Linked DNA regions of Homo sapiens: region 1 is linked to region 2. A link is an interaction called in ENCODE POLR2A ChIA-PET data of the cell type or tissue named here. Cell type or tissue: OCI-LY7. All regions are shown on one strand. Each heading gives the region's core, and the rest is flanking DNA. Links, peaks and the distances in the headings are about the cores only.

The links. ChIA-PET counts read pairs that join two places held together with the same protein. Peaks named below come from ENCODE experiments on the same cell type or tissue, not always from the same donor. Only the 100,000 strongest peaks of a DNase experiment are listed, where the experiment ranks them.
Region 1: POLR2A ChIA-PET joins it to region 2 with 6 read pairs; 2 of 35 experiments call an interaction of 5 or more read pairs at or near these places.

The regions. Positions count from the first base shown.
Region 1 is chr2:60,974,015-60,984,241 of GRCh38, forward strand. All of the region lies in intron 4 of PUS10 (pseudouridine synthase 10), which reads right to left. Among named protein-coding and RNA genes, the nearest start is that of PEX13, 39 kb to the right of the region's middle. In OCI-LY7, for the core only: no CTCF peak of the experiment used is centred there; DNase peaks (open chromatin) are centred at 5,407 and 6,277; H3K4me3 peaks cover 1,112 bases; H3K27ac peaks cover 3,790 bases.
Region 2 is chr2:60,833,218-60,843,444 of GRCh38, forward strand. No RefSeq gene overlaps it. Among named protein-coding and RNA genes, the nearest start is that of REL-DT, 43 kb to the right of the region's middle. RefSeq lists enhancers at 1,012-1,071, 1,102-1,151, 1,262-1,381, 7,852-8,271. In OCI-LY7, for the core only: a CTCF peak has its summit at 6,280; DNase peaks (open chromatin) are centred at 6,374, 7,024, 7,894, 8,314 and 1 weaker place; H3K4me3 peaks cover 3,475 bases; H3K27ac peaks cover 4,859 bases.

The sequences.
Region 1 (10,227 bases), core at 2,464-7,463, 140 kb after region 2:
ATGACAGACGACCTGCCTGCAGAGAAGAGCTACCCTCTCTGCTGAGAGCTGAAGAATGACAGGACGACCTGCCTGCACAGAGGAGCTACTCTCTCTGCTGAGAGCTGAACACTTATCGGGACACCCTGGCTATGCAGAGGAGCTACCCTACCCACTGTGGGTCTTCTCTGAACTGTTCTACCACTTGATAAAGCTCCTTTTTTTTTTTTTTTTTTTTTTGGAGATGGAGTCTTGCTCTGTCACCAGGCTGGAGTGCAGTGGTGCGATACCAGCTCACTGCAACCTCCGCCTCCCGAGTTCAAGTGTTTCTCCTGCCTCAGCCTCTCAAGTAGCTGGGACTACAGGCGCGTGCCACCACGCCCATAAAGCTCCTTTTCATCTTGCTCATCCTCCACTTGTTTGCATACCTCATTCTTCCTGGACGCAAGACAAGAACTCAGGACCTGACAAATGGTGGGGCTAAAAGAGCTGTAAAACAAACAGGGCTGAAACACGCCCCTTGCTCACCACGGGGGACGAGAAGGAGAGAAGAGAGAGGAAGAGAAGAGCTGTGGCCGGGAACCCAGACCTAGGAGCTCCCTGAGCCAGGGCGTGACACCCTCTTTAGGGCTCTGCGGTTTCTAGCGTCTCCAAATTTCCAGGTGCCACCATATTCCCCGGGGTCAGCTGTGGAAGCTGTTTATGGTATTTCTGGTCCAGCCTCAGCTTCACAGGGAGCCATGACTGCGCGTGGAGCTGCCTGCCCCACTGCAGCCAGCGTGCCTGCTGTGTGCGATGGCTGGACCCCATGCTCACTCACACACCTCTCGCTGCTCCACGCCTGGCTTGCCCTTGGCAGGCATCAGACCCAGGCGTAGCGTGCCAGGCCGAGTGGACAGAACGAGCCTAGCGGGCTAGAGAAAAACTCGGGCAAAGACGCCACTGTCCACAGAGGTTTCCAGCTGGCGAAGCAACACCCCAAGGATCCCGTAACACCAGTGCCTGAATGTCTCACCAGTACCTTCTGATGTGTTAGTTTACTCTGCTAGCTCAACCTAATACATTTATAGTAGTAGTATTACAAGACCCCTTCCTTTTTTCCTTTCATTTATTAGAGCCTTATTTCAAAATGCATGGGCATAGTATCATGGTTCTGTTTGTTTGTTTGTTTGAGACGGAGCCTCACTCTGTCGCCCAGGCTGGAGTGCTATGGCGTGATCTCGGGTCACTGCAACCTCCACCTCCTGGGTTCAAGCAATCCTCCTGCCTCTGCCTCCCGAGTAGCTGGGACTACAGGTGCACGCCACCACACCCAGCTAATTTTTGTATTTTTAGTAGAGACAGGGTTTCACCTTGTTGGCCAGGATGGTCTCAGTATCTTGACCTCGTGATCCGCCCGCCTTGGCCTCCCAAAGTGCTACGATTATAGACATGAGCCACTGCACCCAGACAGTATCATAGTATTATAACACACAAATTACTATGAGTCAGAAAACCTAACTTTAGGTTTTACTTAATTTCTGGGACTCAACTTTCTAATGTGTAAAATGAGAGAATTACTAAGATGATTGTAATTTAAACTTTTCTGGATGCCTAAAGAAATCATTTATAGGCACTGTTATTAAACTGTTTTATAATAGACGACTGAGACCTATGGGACTTAGGGAGCATTCAAAAAAAAAAAAAAAAAAGAATAATGGTCTCCTAAAACTGAAACCTTGTAGTTAATTTTGTCCCGCCCTTCCTTCAGCCTCATTCTTTTTCTTTGTTTTTTTTCTTTTATTTTGAGACAGAGTCTCACTCTGTCACCCAGGCTGGAGTGCTGTAGCACGATCTCGGCTCACTGCACCCTCCTCCTCCCCGTTTCAAACGATTCTCCTGCCTCAGCCTCCTAAGTACCTGGGAGTACAGGCACCCGCCACCACATCCAGCTAATTTTTATATTTTTAGTAGAGACCGGGTTTCATCATGTTGGCCAGGCTGGTCTGAAACTCCTGACCTTAAGTGATCTGCCTACCTCGGCCTCTCAAAGTGCTGGGATTACAGGCATGAGCCACCTCTCCTGGCCCAGCCTCCTTCTTTAAGAGATCAATAAACACATGTCCTTATATATACAAAAATATTAATACTTCCCTTGCAGGACTATTGTGATGATTTAATGTGTTTGTAAAGACCCAAGTCATATTCCTGGCAAATACTGAATAAATGGTAATTAATACTGTTGTTGAACTGAAACCTTATCTGTACTTTACAAATAATAAAATTCAGATTTATACCTTAAAAGATTTACAGGACTTGATCTCATTCCGTCATATTTCCAAACTGCTTTGCTATAGCTAGTTCTGAAACCTCCCTCTTCAATGAAATCTGAGCTATAGAGAGCTATCTGTCTCTTCTTTAAGGAACCTCAGACTCTTCCGTCTTTTCTTAGTGACCTTTGTGTCTCTTCTTTTGAAGCAAACTCTGTTCTCTACAAGTCACTTCCAGGTGATGTCATCAAGTCTGCAATGTATCCCACCATCCTCTAATTATAAAGTAGGGCGGAACTGGAGGTTGCCAAGGGAAACCAGGTAACCATGTGTAACACATGAAATTAAATCAAATGTCTTTAGTATCTGAGACTTGTTAAATGGTTTTTCCTTCCAAAGCCTCTGCAGGCTCCCTGCTCCAGCATGCCAGCAGATTGGACAGAACTAACCACACAGCAGGGGCTTAAAGGCTGAATCTCAAATAAGTCAGCATTGCTGGATTATTCAATTGTTACCACAAGCTAATAATGCCCTGGACCTGCTTCTGGCAAGGAAAAAGAAGTATATTTCTCCCTTTCAAATCACCAAGATAATTTTGATAAATGTTCTGTCCCTTAGTGAATAGAAAAAAATCTATTCTCTAGAGTAAACAAAAAAATTTTTCCTCCCCAACAGAAGCAAATGGCATTAAAGTTATCAGGTTTAATCAAATTTGATACCAGAGGCAGTATGTCACCTCTGGAAAATTAAGAAAACACAATTTAATCCTGGACTATGTTTAACTTTATTGGAGAATGTTAGGCAAGTCCTAAATGGGGCAGTTGAATAAGTGCTTGCTAAAGTGCTTGTGTACTCTGCTAACACTAACACACACACCATAGACCAGAAGGTCTATGCCCGGGAATGGTGTTTGAGCTTTCTGAGTTAGAGGTTCATCTAGTACCAAATAATGAGAGTGGGTGACAGTAGGAACAGGGATTGAAGTTGATTCAAGCAGAGGTGATGGAGAAAGGATAGAGACAGAGAGAGGTGTTAAAAATGGTGTGTTGCAAAACTACAATTCAGTAAAGTTGGACACTTTGGGGTATGTTATGTGTGTTCATAAGTGAGGTTAGGGGTTCAGCGATTAAAGATGAAACTGGAAAGTTCAGAAGGTTTTGATTGCCAAGCTAGGTCATGAACCCAAAGACTGAAACCATAACATGAGATGTGATTCATTTACGTATAGGCCAAGACTCGCGGCAGCACAAAGAAACATTTGATATTTGAATCTTCTATAATTCATCAAGTTGCAATATAACCATCATTTTTGTACTATTGTTTTTCTTGTGTGGTAGTTTAAGAGGAAAATATGTCTTGTGCTAAAATATTTCTTTATCATACATGGGAAAGTATACTGTGAGAAAGTCATATTTTCCAGAAAAATGAGAGAATGTGTCCAGCCCACTTTTCTCATTTTTGTTGTCTATCTGGCTCTTATAGACATCTGAGTCTGTAATTCCTGATGGAGGGAAACAAACACTAGATCAAAAGGCAGGCTCTGCTTCTCTTATGTGATCACTAGCAAGGTGGCTTCTCTCTCTGGGTTTCTCAAACCGTAAGAGGAAGGTATTCAATTTATTTAGGGGGTACTGCCTATGTGGTGAGATTGCAATTGAGAATGCAGAGATAAAAAAACAGTCTCTGCCCATGAGCAAACCCATGAACTAAGACAAAACGATAATAAACATTAAGCTATTAATAGTAACAGTAATGAAAATAATTAAAATACAGAGTGGTGGGGGCTGAGACAGAGACACACTTAGGAGGGGCATGTAAAGGATCCTCGGCTCAGTCTTGCAGGAGAAGTGACACCTAATCTGAGCTTCGAAGGATCAGCTACTTACAATTCACAGGGCAGGCCGGCTTGGGGCTCCCGCCTATAATCCCAGCACTTTGGGAGGCTGAGGAGGGTGGATCACCTGAGGCCAGGAGTTCAAGACCACCCTGGCCAACATGGTGAAACCCCATCTCTACTAAAAATACAAAAATTAGCCGGGTGTGGTGGTGCGCACCTGTAATCCCAGCTACTAGGGAGACTGAGGCAGGAGAATCGCTTGAACCTGGGAGGCGGAAGTTGCAGTGAGCTGAGATTGCACCACTGTACTCCAGCCTGGGCAACAGAGTGAGACTCCATCTTAAAAAAAAAAAAAAAAAAAAAAGAATTCACAGGGTGAAAAACGTGGAAAGTATGTTCCAAACAGAGGAAACCCAAAGGTGCAAATGCCAGAGAGCACTGGGAAGGTTCTGGGGACTATGTCAGTGGTCCCTAAAGAACTGAGGATGTGTGGCTGGGAAATGCAAAGGAGGAAGCAGGACTTAGATCACAGAACTACTGGACCCATACTAAGGGGTTTAGATATTCCCCTTAAGGCAATATGGTCCCACAGAAGGATTTTAAGGAATGAAGTAGCATGATCATATTTGTCTTCAGGAATGCCCACTCTGGTTGCATTGTGAATTAGAAGAAAAAGATGGGAATTAAAGAAAAGGAAGATTTGTCGTAAACTAAAGCAGTAATTCAAGCAAGAAAAAATATATTACAGCAATGCTAGTGATGATAAAGTGTAGGCAACTTTAAGAACTATTGAGAACACAGATTGGCAGGACTTGCTGATTGGCAGTGATGTTGAGGTTTCTAAATCACCACCAATGCCCTTCAAACTATATTCTTTTGAATCTTACACATCTCTTGGACTCATTTATAATAACAAAGATAAAATAAATATAGACTGAGAATAATGACAATAGAAAAATGACAATAGTTGTGTGGGCAGCTGGAGGCATTTAGCAGTACCCCCTGCTCCAAACTCTTCTCCCAACACATACACATACACATACACATACACATACACATACACATACACATACACATATGCATACATACATACAAACATTTATGTAATTTTTTCTTGCACTGTAATAGCCATTTGGAAACTGGGCTCAATAAGGAGGTTAGTGACAAGAGAAATTCTTCTTCCTTCTCTCTATCCAGACCACTGCCTAAGATTTCCTCCTTCTCCTCCTCCCCATCCCCAGCATGCTAGTGCCTTAAGCTTCTGCTCCATCAGGGCCTGTGCCTCACCGTGTGTCAGGGTTGTGGCAGCATGCTATAACCTTGAACATCTGCCTCTCCTTGTGTCTCAGGCGTGGTGGCAAAAAAGAGGAAGGTAAGAGAGGAAGGGGGAATATTTTCCTATAACCACTGTTTGATCTACCACTTAGTTGACTCTTGCACCACCACCATCTCCTCACCCCCGCCACCTCCCCATCTCAAAACTTTCTTCTTTTCCCCAAAGGCTTGGATGTCAGACGTGTGATTAAATGAATGTAACAGACTGAATCTAGGTGTCTCCTCTGATAAATAAAACCTATGTTGGCCATGTTTAAAAACCCATCAAAATCCTCTTTTCTTTCCCTACATGGTTGAGAAAAAAGAAAATGAAGTGAGACATAAGAAGAGATCATTTAACTCTAGGTTTTCTCTCTACTTTGGCAATAAGAACTTTTAGATAGCATTGAAAAGGTTGAAGATCTTCTTTTTGGACAAGTCAAGAGGGGAAAAGCAAGGACAGATCAGCATAGAATGAATCTGTGGGGCCAAATTAGGTTTTACAGCTCTATTACTCCAGTTCCTGGAATTGCTATTTTTATGTTGTGAGTTTTAAGGAAATTGTATTGCATCTTCCAACACTGTAGGTGCTGATGTTTGTTTAGAAATGAAGGATTTGATTGGAAATAACAAGAGGAAATTCTGCAAGTGGGGTGGGGTAGGAGTAGAAGCAGGGAGGGGGATCAGAAAAGACACAACAGTTACAATAAAGAAAAGGCTCTGGGATAGATAAATGAAGACAGATATGGCTCAGTACTGTTCTTTAGTGTCATATGAAAATGAGAGAGAACACACATAGCAACTGAATTTCAGGTAACTCTAGAGTTAATAACCTCAGTGAAACAAGGATCTCAAACATCTGTTGGCAGCCGGGTGTGGCTGAGAAGTGCAAATGTACTCCCTCTTTGAATTTGGTTTTAGAGAGCCAGCATCTTCTCTGAAACATTTATAGTGGCCAGGACTTTGTACAGTGAAGCCCCATTCTAAGGATACCTCTGAGTTCCTGCCTTGAGCACAATACAAGTTGCAAGAAATCCAGCACAACCATCAGAGGATAAGGCTGACCTGTGATGGCAGCTTCCCTGGAGGACCACCCATCTCCCACCAACTGTTCCTGCCTGTGGCTACGGAACTCTGTGCCTTTCATCCAACACTATCATCAGAAATCCACTAGCTCACATAACTAAATCACTTATAGAAACTTGGCCTGTGGACAAAATCAGCCACAAGAAAGAACCAAAACACCAAGTAGGTCAGTGCTTCCATTTAAGTTGCAGTTCTGCTGACAAACACACATGAACACACAATAAATGTGTAAAAACAAAAATGCATGTAAAATGTAATTATATATATAGATGAAGATATATACACACGTACAGTAGACTATTCTATTCAAAGAAGATTTAAAGAATTATAGAAGATGAGTACAGGCACCTTCAAAAAAATTAAATTGTTATATGTAGATCAGTGGTTCTCTAACAGTTTGGTTAAGGACCCATTACATTCTTTTTTTTATGAGACAGAGACTCACTCTGTTGCCCAGGCTGGAGTGCAATGACACAATCTCGTCTCACTGCAACCTCTCCTCCTGGGCTCAAGCGATTCTCCTGCCTCAGCCTCCTGAGTAGCTGGGACTACAGGCACGCGCCACCATGCCTGGCTAATTTTTGTATTTTTTTAGTAGAGATGGGGTTTCGCCATGTTGGCCAGGCTTGTCTCAAACTCCTGACCTCAGGTGATCCACCTGCCTTGGCCTCGCAAAGTGCTGGGATTACAGGTGTGAGCCACCACGCCAAGCCTACATTCTTAAGTTTTTAAGAACCTCAAGTAGCTTTTGTTTATGTTGGTTATAGCTATCAATATTTACCATATTAGCAATTAAAACCATAAATTAAATTATTTTTTTTGAGACTGAGTCTCGCTCTGTCACCCAGGCTGGAGTGCAACAGCAAGATTTCGGCTCACTGCAACTTTTGCCTCCCAGGTTCAAGCGATTCTCCTGCCTCAGCCTCCCAAGTAGCTGGGATTACAGGTGCCCGCCACCACATCTAGCTAATTTTTGTATTTTAGTGGAGATGGGGTTTCACCATGTTGGCCAGGCTAGTCTTGAACTCCTGACCTCAGGTGATCTGCCTGCCTTGGCCTCCCAAAGTGCTGGGATTATTGGCGTGAGCCACCGTGCCTGGCCTAAAAAATATTTATTAATTCATTAAAAATTAATGACAAAGTAATAAATCCATTATGTGTTAACATAAATAACTTTTCTTGAAAAATATATTTTTCAAACAAAATAATTTAGTGAGAAAACTGATGCTGTGGTACATTTTTGCAAATCTCTTTAATATACATCTTAATAGGAGATACCTGGATTTTCATTCTGCCTCTACATTCAATTTGCTGTAATCACATAGCCTCTGGAAAACTCCACTGTATACTCTTAAAAGAATGAGAGTGAAAAAAGCAAATTATTATAAACTATAAAAATACTTTTGACCTCGTGAACCCCTTGCAAGGACTTCTAGGGGTTGCTAGACCACACTTTGAAACAAACAATTTTGAAGGAAAGTAAAGTAACAAATTAATTATTTGGTAATTAAATAGCTAATATTTAATTAATCAAAATTTGACTCAAGAAGAGGGAAAAAACAGATTGACCAATAACTTTTCTTTTTCCATCTCCATTAAAAAAATAAAAATAATAAAAAAATAAAGAGGCCTCTAACTTCCTCCTAGTCACAATGCAGGTATTTGGTCCCAGGACTACAGGACTGCCTGACTCCAGCAGGAACTCCGTATACTTACTTCTCTCCTCTCTCCAGAAAATCTGTCTTTATCTTGATCCCTGGATTTATTTATTTATTTTATTTATTTATTTATTTATTTTTTGGAGACAGAGTCTTGCTCTGTCACCCAGGCTGCAGTGCAGTGGCACGATCTTGGCTTACTGAAACTTCCACCTCCTGGGTTCATGCAATGCTTGTGTCTCAGCCTCCCGAGTAGCTGGGATTACAGGTGTGCACCACCACACCCAGCTAATTTTTGTATTTTTAGTAGAGGCAGGGTTTTGCAATGTTGGCCAGGCTGGTCTCAAACTCCTGACCTCAAATGATCCATCTGCCTCAGCCTCCCAAAGTGCTGGGATTACAGGCGTGAGCCACCATGCCTGGCCAGATAGAACAATAACTTTTAATAGAAGAAATTGAAAAAGTAATAAAGACCTACCTTTATAACCATCTAATATCATTTTATAAGTGAATTTAACAACATTTCAAGAAACAAAAACAGATAATTTCTTTGTTGTTAAAATTTTCAAAGCGTAAGAAAACCTCACAGTTCTTTCCAAAAGTTTTACATAATCTAATATAAAATCTAATTGCATGATTTAATACCTAAACCAAATATCTATGTATGTAAATATCCTAAATAAAATATTAAGTCGAATTTTTTTTTTTTTGAGACAGGGTCTCTTTCTGACACCCAGGCTGGAGCTCAGTGGCGCGATCATGACTCACTGCAGCCTCTAACTCCCAGGCTCAAGTGATCCTCCACCTCAGCCAGCTGAATTGTATTCCCTTCAATTCAGCATTTCCAATTCTAAGAATTTATCAGACAAAAATATAGTCTTGAGTAGCTGGGACTACAGGCATGCACCACCATACCTAGCTAATTTTTTGTCTTGGTAGAGATGGGGGTCTCACTACGTTGACCATGCTGGTTTCAAAATCCTGGCCTTAAGCAATCCTCCTGCCTTGGTCTCCCAAAGTGCTGGGATTACAGGCATAAGCCACCACACCCAGCCCTTAAGTCTAATTGTTACTATAATCAGAATGAAAAATGCTTATTTCAAGAAAACAACACAAATTCAACACAAGGAAATTATTAGTTTACTTGACTACAAAATAGATAAAAGGAGAAAAATATAATTATTACAAATATCTATTTATTATTTTTAACACAACATACTATACTTGGAATAGAAGCAAATTTCATTAAATAAAGGATAGGCTGGGCGCGGTGGCTCACGCCTGTAATCCCAGCACTTTGCGAGGCTGAGGCAGGTGGATCACCTGAGGTCAGGAGTTTGAGACCAGCCTGACCAACATGGTGAAACCCCTCTCTACTAAAAAATACAAAAAAATTAGCTGAGCATGGTAGCGCATGTAATCCCAGCTACTCAGAAAGCTGAGGCAGGAGAATCGCTTGAACCAGGGAGGCGGAGGTTGCAGTGAGCCGAGATCGCATCATTGCACTTCAGCCTTGGCAACAAGAGCAAAATTGCATCTCAAAAAAAAAAAAATTAGATAAAGTGTACCTATCAGAATAGAGCTAACAATATACTTAGTATTAAAATATACACATATGATACACCTAAATATACTGTATATATTTTTAAAATAGTAAAAAAGAAATGACAAAACTATCATTATTTGCAAATAAGGTAACTGCATACCTAGATAATAACTGAAAAACCACTAGGATTAATAATAGAGACCTGCAAGTTAGTCAGTTCCAAGACAAACATTAAACACACACACCTACAAACATGCATATATTACTTTCCTAATAGCCAAAGAAAAAAAATTATGGGAAAAAGAGATTCCACTCAAATTTCAACTAAAATCAAAAATAAAAAACATTTAAAAACACATAGGAATAAATAAATGTGTGAGGAAAAACTATAATATAATTGAAAGATCAAAACAAATATTGAAAAAGTACAGATAAATTTGTTCCTAGATGAAAAGTTCCATAAAATTAGAAATTTATGTTTGTTAAATGACCACAAACAAAGGTAAATGGCAAATGTCAGGCTGGGTGGGAGAAACAGAATTGATGAAAGATTAATAG
Region 2 (10,227 bases), core at 3,555-8,554:
TTTCTGGGGCTGACATTCCCCCTTAGACTTCCCACTGAATATAAAATTACTGCCTCAATCTACTCTTTTCTCCTGGAGCCTCCAAACCATAGCTGGGAGGGAATTTTGAAAATTATCTCATCAAGCCTGCAGTGAACTGCGATCACAACACTGCACTCCAGCCTAGGCAACAGAGCGAGACCCGGTCTCCAAAAAAAGAAAAGAAAATGATCTCAAAGGCAGCAGTGAAGGGCACAGATACTAGGCTTAGTCAGGATCTGCTACGTACTAGCTGGATGACCTTGGGCAAGTTACTTAACCTCTCAGTGCCTCAGTTCCACATCTGCGATGTGGGGATGATAATGGCACCCACTTCATGTGCCTGAATCTTTCTCCATTCATCTCCTCTTCTCTGATCCAGTAAGCATTAACTTGTTGGTCCCTTAAAACTCTCTTCTGTCTTTCTGTCTCTGTTTCTCTCTCCCTTGACCTGGGCCTTCTAAACGTTATTCTCTCTTGTTTGGTCAGCCTCTCCTCGCAACCTGACCCCTTCCACCTTCACCTACCGCTTTTAGAGTTTACCTTAGATGTTACTTTCTCCTAGAAACTGTCCCTGACTGGCTGCCCCCAAGTCTGGGGTCAGCGTCTATGTGGATGTTCCTGCCACACCCTACATTTCTCTTATCCAGCACCTGTCACCCTGAATTGTAGGTGCCACGTTAGACTTCGCTCTTTGAGAACAGGCACAGTGTCTTTCTTCTCTCTTGTCCAATGACTGAGCATACAGGTTGGATAAAGATTTATTGAATTAAGGAATGAACCAGTAGATAGATGGATGAAGGTTAGACAGAAGCCTAATACCAACTTATGGAAATTCCTACAGACATTTCAGTGGAGAGGGTATGAGAATGGAATTACCCAGAGCAGGGATCTTTGCCATCAAATATAGATTTAGATGTTACTTAATTTCCTTTTAAAAATGGATGGCCTTTACTGCCAACAGCTCAGAAACTACTTGTTTCATTTAACTTTATCTCCACATATGTAGGAGTAATATACCCTCAGGATAACAATACCAAGAAGTTTCTTTTTTTTATTTTAGAAGAGGACAAACAGGAAGGAAAAACAGGAATTGAATCCCCTAGTATGTAGTCATGTGTTTCTGTTTTCTCAGAGCCTCAGTTATAGTGAAGAGATACATGACATTTAGATATGAAGCTTGGATCTCAGTCCCTGGTGAAAATAGGGTATTTCCATGAGGTAATCACTGCTCTAAATATGTCAATAGTGTGTTGTCATTCTGTTGAATAGAGCTCCAGCCCGAAGGAATTTCCCTAGGAGCCCTGCTTCAGCCATCTCCCTGGCCCCCTGGGAGGGAGGGGTTTATCTGGTTTTTGCCTTGGTCTGAATGTGAGGTCATCCCCATCACGCACACTCTTCAGGGCACTGTCCCAGGCACTGAGAAACAAAAGGGTGGGAGGTAGACATGGTCTCCATCCAGAGAGAGCAGAGGGTCCCAAGGGTACACAGACAAATCACCATCCTGAGGCACGGGGCCAGGGAAGAGAGCAAGACTTTGTTCATGGACAGGACAGGAAATGAATGAGGGAGCAGACGAGTGGCCAAACTGAGACCCTCTTACCTTTGACAAGTTGACAGTGAAGCAAAGGAAGCAGATGAGGCAGGACTTTGCTCGTGAAGCAGGGTCGGGGGTGCATTTGTAAAGGAAGGAGCCGCTAGAGAGGAGCTAGGAGGCTGTGATAGATAAAAGACAGAGTGAAGGACAGTGGGAGACAGCAGAACAAGATCAAGATGGAGGAGTCAACTTTGGTTTGAAAGAACTTTTCCTCATCTAAAATCCAGGGATTGGCCGGGCACGGTTGCTCACGCCTATAATCCCAGCACTTTGGGAGGCCGAGGTGGGCAGATCACCTGAGGTCAGGAGTTCGAGACCAGCCTGGCCCACATGGCAAAACCCCAACTGTACTAAAAATACAAAAAAACAATGAGCCAGGCGTGGTGGTGCATGCCTGTAATCCCAGCTACTCAGGAGGCTGAGGCAGGAGAATCACTTAAACCTGGGAGGCAGAGGTTGCAGTGAGCTGAGATTGCTCCACTGCACTCCAGCTGGGCCACAAAGCAAGACTCCATCTCAAAAAGAAGAAGAAAAAGAAAGAAAGAAAGAAAGAAAGAAAGAAAGAAAGAAAGAAAGAAAGAAAGAAAGAAAGAAAGAAAGAAAGAAAGAAAGAAAAAATAAATCCAGGGATCAATATAAAAACAGATTTTTCTGGGGAGAGGAGAGAAGTAAGCATAGGGAGTTCCTACTGGAGCCAGGCAGTCCTGGGACCAAGTGCCTGCATTGTGACTTGGAGGACCAAGTGCCTGCATTGTGACTTGGAGGAAGTTGCCTCTTTAAACCCGGGATTCATCATCTGCAAGACAAGGTTATTGATACTCGCCTCGCAGATGAAGTGTAGTTATGGCGCCAGCCTAGTGCTTATGGCTGCTGCATACATGGTAGCAGCTGTGATTACTACTGTAACTCATCTCAGGGAAGCAGGAGGTGTAGGCATCCACAGAAGGGTAACAGGGAAAGGATGGTTTAGGGGCTTTGGGGAAATGAGCCGCCATGGGACTATTACAGAGATAGTCAGAAGGGGACTAGAAGGAAGGCCATGAGGTGGTAAAGGACCAGCAAAGGTCCAAGGGCAGGAATTTGGGGCAGTCCATTGGTAACTCTGGGACTTTAACTGGTAGGGTTCAGCAGCCTGGGAGTGGGATCTCAGCAGCTGGGGAGAGGGATTGACATTTCCATTAACATTGTGTGGACATTCACATCCGTGAAGGAAGTGTCTAAACTCTAGTTTTAGGGAGGCTGATCTTTTGATCAGGGTTTGCACAACAAAGCACCACTCCGGTGCCTGTAATTCTAGGACTCCCTGTTTCGCAGCCGTTAGCATCAGACAGGTTTCCACCAGTTTTCGTTCAAGTCACTGCCCTAACAACCTTCCTATGTGTGTGTACAGAAGGAAGAGCCAGATATATGATGAACAATGGTTTATGACAGACCCAACAAATGCCTTTGAGACAGAATGCCTTTGAGATGTTACCTTACGCTGCTGGTCATTCATTTTGACAACTTGGATTGTCAATTGACTTGTAGTAAAAGGAGCACCCTAGAACAGTTTCTAAACCTCAGCACTAACCAGATATGGTGCCAGATAATTCTTTGCTGTGGAGGTTGCCCTGTGGATTATAAGATGTTTAGCAGTATCCTTGGCCTCTACCCACTAGATGCCAGTAGCAGCCCTCCCCGCTGGGGGTAGAATTTGCCCCTGGTTGGGAATCACTACCCTAGAAGTACAATGATAATCCTTGATGAAAACCATACTAGTGTCCACATTTTACTACTTTGAACTCAGCTGTGATAATCTCCCCAAATAGCAGTTCTCCAAGGACCTTCTTCCTTATGGCCAAGTCCCCAGTTGTTGCATCACTTCATTTAGCAAGGCAGAGCTAAATGATTGCAAAAAGGTAAAGCTGAGAAACAAGAGCTACACAAATTTACAGGCATTTCATCAGGAGTGGTTCAAGTTTTATAGAGCCTGAAACGTATGCACCTTAGGAAGCCCTTTTCATGAACACTAATGCATAATTGTAAACACAAAATCGCTAGGGCCCCTCTTGGGGTGTTGGAAGAAGCTGGGGCTCAGACTTTATTGGTTTCTCCATGAACCTGCTTCTATACATCATGCAAACTTATTCTTTGCTCAATTTTCTTCTCCTGTCTGAACTTTTTCCTCCCAGAATACTATGTTGGATAATCCTACATATAACATTCACTTCCAACGTGCTTTTCTCTTGTAAACAATTACTTAAGATATTATCCCTTTTGCTTCTTTTTTTCCACAAGTTATGAAGGCGAAACCATATTGCTTTCAGCTAAAGAGGTGCAAAGTTGATGTGAGACTAGGTAAAAGAAACCATCTAGATCTCAATTTCCAAGGCTATATGGAAAATGAAATTGTTCTACTTATTAAAATAGCATTTCTTAACCTTCTTGTGACTTACTAAAAATGACCATTAACATTTTCAGTGGGTTCCATTTTGGTTTTGGTCAGAGTTTCTTCTGTTTCACTGAGAATTTCGGTGACATTTATCCTTCACTTCCTTTTTTTTTCTGCTGCCCTCTGGGGCTGAGGCTAGGGGATGTGGTGCTCTTGTTGGTCAAACAGCTTCTTTTGGATAGGATTAGCTGAGACCCAATGCTCCAATTCATGATAATAAATCATGTCTTCCTTTTCAAAGTACTCTAATATTTATTCTCATTAATGTTATATGTAAGAAACTGTTATGAGTGCAGCATAAACCAGGCTCGCTTGGGAATCCATCAGTAAATAAGGTCCTCTCCTCACCCCAACAAGGCTTACAGTTGAGTAGGAATGACACATATATATACATAAACAACAGCAATAATAATGGCCATCATCATCATTTGAGTGTGTAGTATGTTCCTACACTACCCTAAGCACTTTACAAACATACCTCAAAATATAAGGCAGAGTGTGATGTATAATGATAAATCACAAACTGTGTTATCTGGGGCCATATTAATTACAGCTGTCCAGGGAACAGCAGGAACACTTCATGGAGCAAAGGGAATCTGAATGGAGCTCTTGGGGTCACTGTGCTCTATCCAGGCAGAGATGCTTCAAGACATAGCACAGACATTCATTTCTTAGTAGCCCTGATGTGGTTCAGGACATGGTATCCCCAAAATACAGCACCTTGGCACACTGAGTATTTCAAGCTGAAGGAATTTGAGAAGCCATTTACTGGAAGGTCTCTCTGACCCTTCCCTGCCCTTCTGCCCTGAAGCAGATCATAAGACTTTTATTCAAGAGGTGCCCTCCCTATATCCAGAAGAAAGGAACAGTCTTTTTTCTTTTCTTTTTTTTTTTTTTTTTTTTGAGACAGAGTCTCACTCTGTCACCCAGGCTGGAGTGCAGTGGCGCGATCTCAGCTCACTGCAACCTCTGCCTCCTGGGTTCAAGTGATTTTCCTGCCTCAGCCTCTCAAGTAGCTGGGATTACAGGCATGTGCCACCAAGCCTGGCTAATTTTTGTATTTTTAGTAGAGACAGGGTTTCACCATGTTGTCTAGGCTGGTCTCGAACTCCAGGGCTCAAGCGATTTGCCCACCTCAGCCTCCCAAAGTTCTGGGATTACAAGAGTGAGCCACCGTGCCGTGCCCGGTCAGAAGAAAGGAACATTCTTATCTCTGAAGACATAGGAACACAAAGAAGAATTTGAACAAACGTATGTTGCTAAGCTCCCTGCAGTTTATTATCATTAGATCATATCCCCTTTGTCCTGTTATATTTCTCCATGACCGTCCACTCTTCATCAAAGCCAGCAATAATACACAAGTCTGTTTCTTTGGGTATTCATTTGCTTAAAAGGCCCCTGTGTCACATAAAACATACCAAATAAATTTGCATGTTTTTCTCTTGTTAATCTGTCTTTTGTTATAGAGCTTTCTCCACTGTAAACCTAGCGATGGGTGAGGAAAAGATATTTCTCCTTATGTTCTCACACAATATTTGAAGCTACTTATTTAAAAAATGCAGCCATAATAGATTGTTAAAACAAGAATGGAAAGCAAAGATCACTTTAAGCAAGAGAAGAGAGAGCTATATGAGAAAACCTAGACTAAGAATATTTCTTAGAATTGAGCTAAAATGCTGGGCGCCGTAGCTCATGTCTGTAATCCTAGCACTTTGGGAGGCCGAGGCAGGCAGATCACTTGAGGTCAGAAGTTCAAAACCAGCCTGGCCAACATGGTGAAACCCTGTCTCTACTAAAAATACAAAAATTAGCCAGGCATGGTGGCGGGCACCTGTAATCCCAGCTACTCGGGAAGCTGAGGCAGGAGAATCACTTGAACCCAGGAGGCGGAGGTTGCAGTGAGCCGAGACCACGCCACTACACTCCAACCTGGGCAATAGAGCGAGACTCCATCTCAAAAAATAAAAAAAGAATTGAGCTAAAATGAAAGTGTCCTGGCAATTTAGGTATCATGAGTTTCATAACTTCACCTTCTTTTCTAAAAAAGGACACACGTGCTTGCTCTAAACTCTAAGAAAGCTGACAGAATCTTTATCCAGGGATGGTGAATGGCAGTAAAATTCTTTTTCACAGATACAGAAATGTCTTTCATGTGTTGATTTCTTACACCTAAATTGTTGTCTTGTGACAGCATTTCTGTGGGGTGCCGAGAAGCTTTGATCTAAGAGTACCCCTTTCTGGTGCTCTAATTCTAATCTGACCGTGGGGGACAGTCGAGAGCAGTGCTTTTCAAGCTCTAATGTGCATCTGAATGACCTGGGGATTCTAAATCAGTCATCTGGGGTGGGGCCTGAGGTCATGCATTTCCAACAAGCTCGAGAGGCTGAAGGCTTAGAGCAGCAGTTCTTAAACCTGAGCATGCATCAGAAACACAGGGGGCCTTGTGAAAATGGGTGGCTGGGCACCACCTCCAGGGTTTTTGATATAGTAGTACTGAGGTAGGCCTCAAGAATTTGCATTTCTTGGCTGGGCATGGTGGCTCATACCTGTAGTCCCAGCACTTTGGGAGGCTGAGGCGGGTGGATGGCTTGAGGCCACGAGTTCCAGATCAGCCTGGCCAACATGGTGAAACCCCACCTCTACTAAAAATACAAAAATCAGCTGGGCATGGTGGCAGGTGCCTGTAATCCCAGCTACTCGGGAGGCTGAGGCAGGAGAATCACTTGAACCCAGGAGATGGAGGCTGCAGTGAGCCGAGATGGAGCTACTGCACTCCAGCCTGGGCAACAGAGTGAGACCCTGTCTCAAAAACAATAAATAAAATAAAGAATTTGCATTTCTTTTTACTCATTCATTTATGAGCAGGGAAGTGGTGGAGTGGGGGCAGTGGGGGGCGGTCTCACTATGTTCCCCAGGCTGGTCTTGAACTCCTGAGCTGAAGAATTCTCCCACCTTAGCCTCCTAAAGCACTGGGATTACAGGCACAAGCCGCCAGGCCTAGCGGAGTTTGCATTTCTTTTCTTTTCTTTTTTTTGAGACGGAGTCTTGCTCTGTCACCCAGGCTGGAGTGCAGTGGCGTGATCTCGGCTCACTGCAAGCTCCGCCTTCCGGGTTCACGCCATTCTCCTGCCTCAGCCTCCCGAGTAGCTGGGACTACAGGTGCCCACCACGCCCAGCTGATTTTTTGTATTTTTAGTAGAGACGGGGTTTCACTGTGTTAGCCAGGATGGTCTCAATCTCCTGACCTCGTGATCCGCCTGCCTCGGCCTCCCAAAGTGCTGGGATTACAGGCGTGAGCCACCGTGCCGGGCCCAGAGTTTACATTTCTAACAAGATCCCGTGTGATACACATTTTAAGAACTGCTGGCTTAGAACATCCCTCATGACTGTGAGTGGTCCCTCACTGGCTTCACATGAAAGTTGATGGTTACAAAATTCAAGATGAAACAACCATGATAGGCCTTCTAAGCAGGTATTTTGTGAGTTTAAATGAAAAGAGATCCACATGCCTTATTTAGATAATGAAGATAAGGATAGCTAACATTTATTAATCTTTTCTCTTTGTAACACACTAAGGGTATAACACACATTATCTCACTTGGCATCTGGCATGGGCAGCAGTGTTGGTGTTTGATGTTTGGCTGAGGAGCCAGACTTGTGTGCGTGCTGGGAGGGGGTGTTTTCGGTGCACTGTTGTGGTCTGCAGAGGTACCTGCATGCCAGGCCAAACTGTCCCTCAGGAAACACCTTTAGATCTAGACTAGCAGACGCTAGAGGCCCGAGTTCTGCTTCACAGAGTCTGCAGGAAATAAATGAAAGAAGTTGAGGGCAGGTGTTAACAATCATCTGTTTCAACCGCAAAAGTACCTGAATATAGAACAGAATTTGTCAAGCCTGGCGCACAGCAGGAGCACCTGGATGCCCGGGACCCATCCACAGAGGGTGTGATTAGATTGGCCTGGAGAGACACCTGGGCACAGGCATTTTTAAGAGCTCCCCAGCCAGGGTTGAGAAACACTGGTACAGGTTTGATTGCAGCAAGATGAATCGGGTTGGCTGAGGAAGGGAAGGGGCAGAGACCAAATTGAACAAAACAAAACATCTATTCCCAGACTGGATCTCTCTTAAGCATTTGCCAAATTGGTTTTGTGCTATCCTTTAGAACAGTGGTCTTCAAATTTAGTATGCATCAGAGTCACCTTGAGGTTTCCTTAAAGCAGATTGCTGGACCTACCCCCAGAGTTTCTAATTTAGCAGGTCTGGGGTGGGCTCAAGAATTTGCATTTCTAACAAGTTCCCAGGTGATGCTGATACTGCTGGTCCCAGAAGCCAGTTTCTTTGCTATTAAGACCTTCATTGCAACATACAGAAGGATGCCTATATTTCTTATTTTCTACTTATTCTCAACTCTTTTTTACTGAAGCAAAAAAATACAAACAAAAGTGAAAACAGGCCGGGCGCGGTGGCTCATGCCTGTAATCCCAGCACTTTGGGAGGTGGATCACCTGAGGTCAGGAGCTTGAGACCAGCCTGGCCAACATGGTGCAACTCCACCTCTACTAAAAATACAAAAAGTAGACGGACATGGTGGCATGTGCCTGTAATCCCAGCTACTCAGGAGGCTGAGGCAGGAGAATTGATTGAACCCAGGACGCAGAGGTTGCAGTGAGCCGAGATGGCACCACTGTACTCCAGCCTGGACGAGAGTGAGATTCCACCTCAAAAAAAAAAAAAAAAAAAAAAAAAAGTGAAAACATGTGAAATCATTCATAATCCGATGATAGCCACAGTAGATGGCTTTTTTTTCCCACATAATACATATGTATGTATACAGATTTTCTTTCAGAAATTATAATGGTCATATGAAGAATGTGTTTGCATCTAGAAAGACATTTGTGCATTATTTCAAGGTCCTTATATAATCTATATAATACACAAAATCTATATAATTTTTGCTATGAGTTTAGAATTATAACAAAGTTTATTTCTTTTGATAATATCTTCAATATTATGTAATAAAAATAACTTTAAAAATCTATATCTAGCTATTTTAACAAATGTTAAAGAGGCCACAGTCTTGTTAAAATGCTATTTAAGTTGAGGTCTAGTGGTATTATTTTGGTAAAACCCCTGATTTGTTAAAATTGTAGTAGGATCTTTTATCAAGCTACATAGCTTGACCCATAAATGTTTTTCATTTATGAAACCAGAATATCTCCACAGAGGAGATCCATAGAAAAAAGAAATCAGAATAAAGTCAGGAGATACTAAAGGGTCTCCACGTTTATAAGCCTTTTCTTAATTGAGAATAGTCGCGAATAGCGAAGACTAAGAGTGGCATGCATTCAGAATTTGTCCCTCACATGTAGGACAAGAGTTAGAAAACCAGCCCACACCACCTGGCAGATGATGGCACAATTGGATGTGGTTGTTTAATTTGTAGGCTAAGAGATTATAGTATTAAAAGGAAGACAGAAAAGAATTTAAACTAGGCCACTACAGTAAAACACAAAAATACAAATGAAGAGACAAAACCTCCACAAAGGACCAGGCAAATAAAAATACCGAAAAGCTGCAACTGTTCTGAATAGTAAGCCTGAAATTAAATTCAGGAATTGCTTAAGGGAGGACGGTCAGGAGCAGCCCCTGAAGGCTGGTGGTAGTCTTCATTCACTACCTCAGGGGAGAAGCCTGTCCTCACTTTCAGAGGTGTGGAGGTGTGGGCCATTCCTGTTGCCTTCCTTCCCTCCCGAAGACAGCCCTGTCCCCCCACCACCTAGAGGCACTTTCAGCAGCACCCAGACACAGTCCTCGATCTTCCCCCTGGGACGGAATGGCACCAACAAAGGAGAGGGCAGTGTTCTCACCCCTGGCTGCACTCCTGAAAACACCTGTCCCGGGCCCCACCCGCAGGCTTCTAATTTAATTGGTCTGGGGTGGGAAACTAAGCAGCAGTTTTGCTTTTTGTTTTTTTTCTGTGTGTGTTTTGTTTTTGAGACAGGGTCTTGCTCCATTGCCCAGGGTTGGGGTGCAGTGGTTCAGTCATGGCTTACTGCAGCCTTAAACTCCTAGGCTCAAGCAATCCTTGTGCCTCAGCCTCCTAAAGTGCTGGGATTACAGGCATGAGCCATCGTGCCCAGCCAGTTTTGTTTTCTAGTTGAAGTAATATATAAATAGCCAA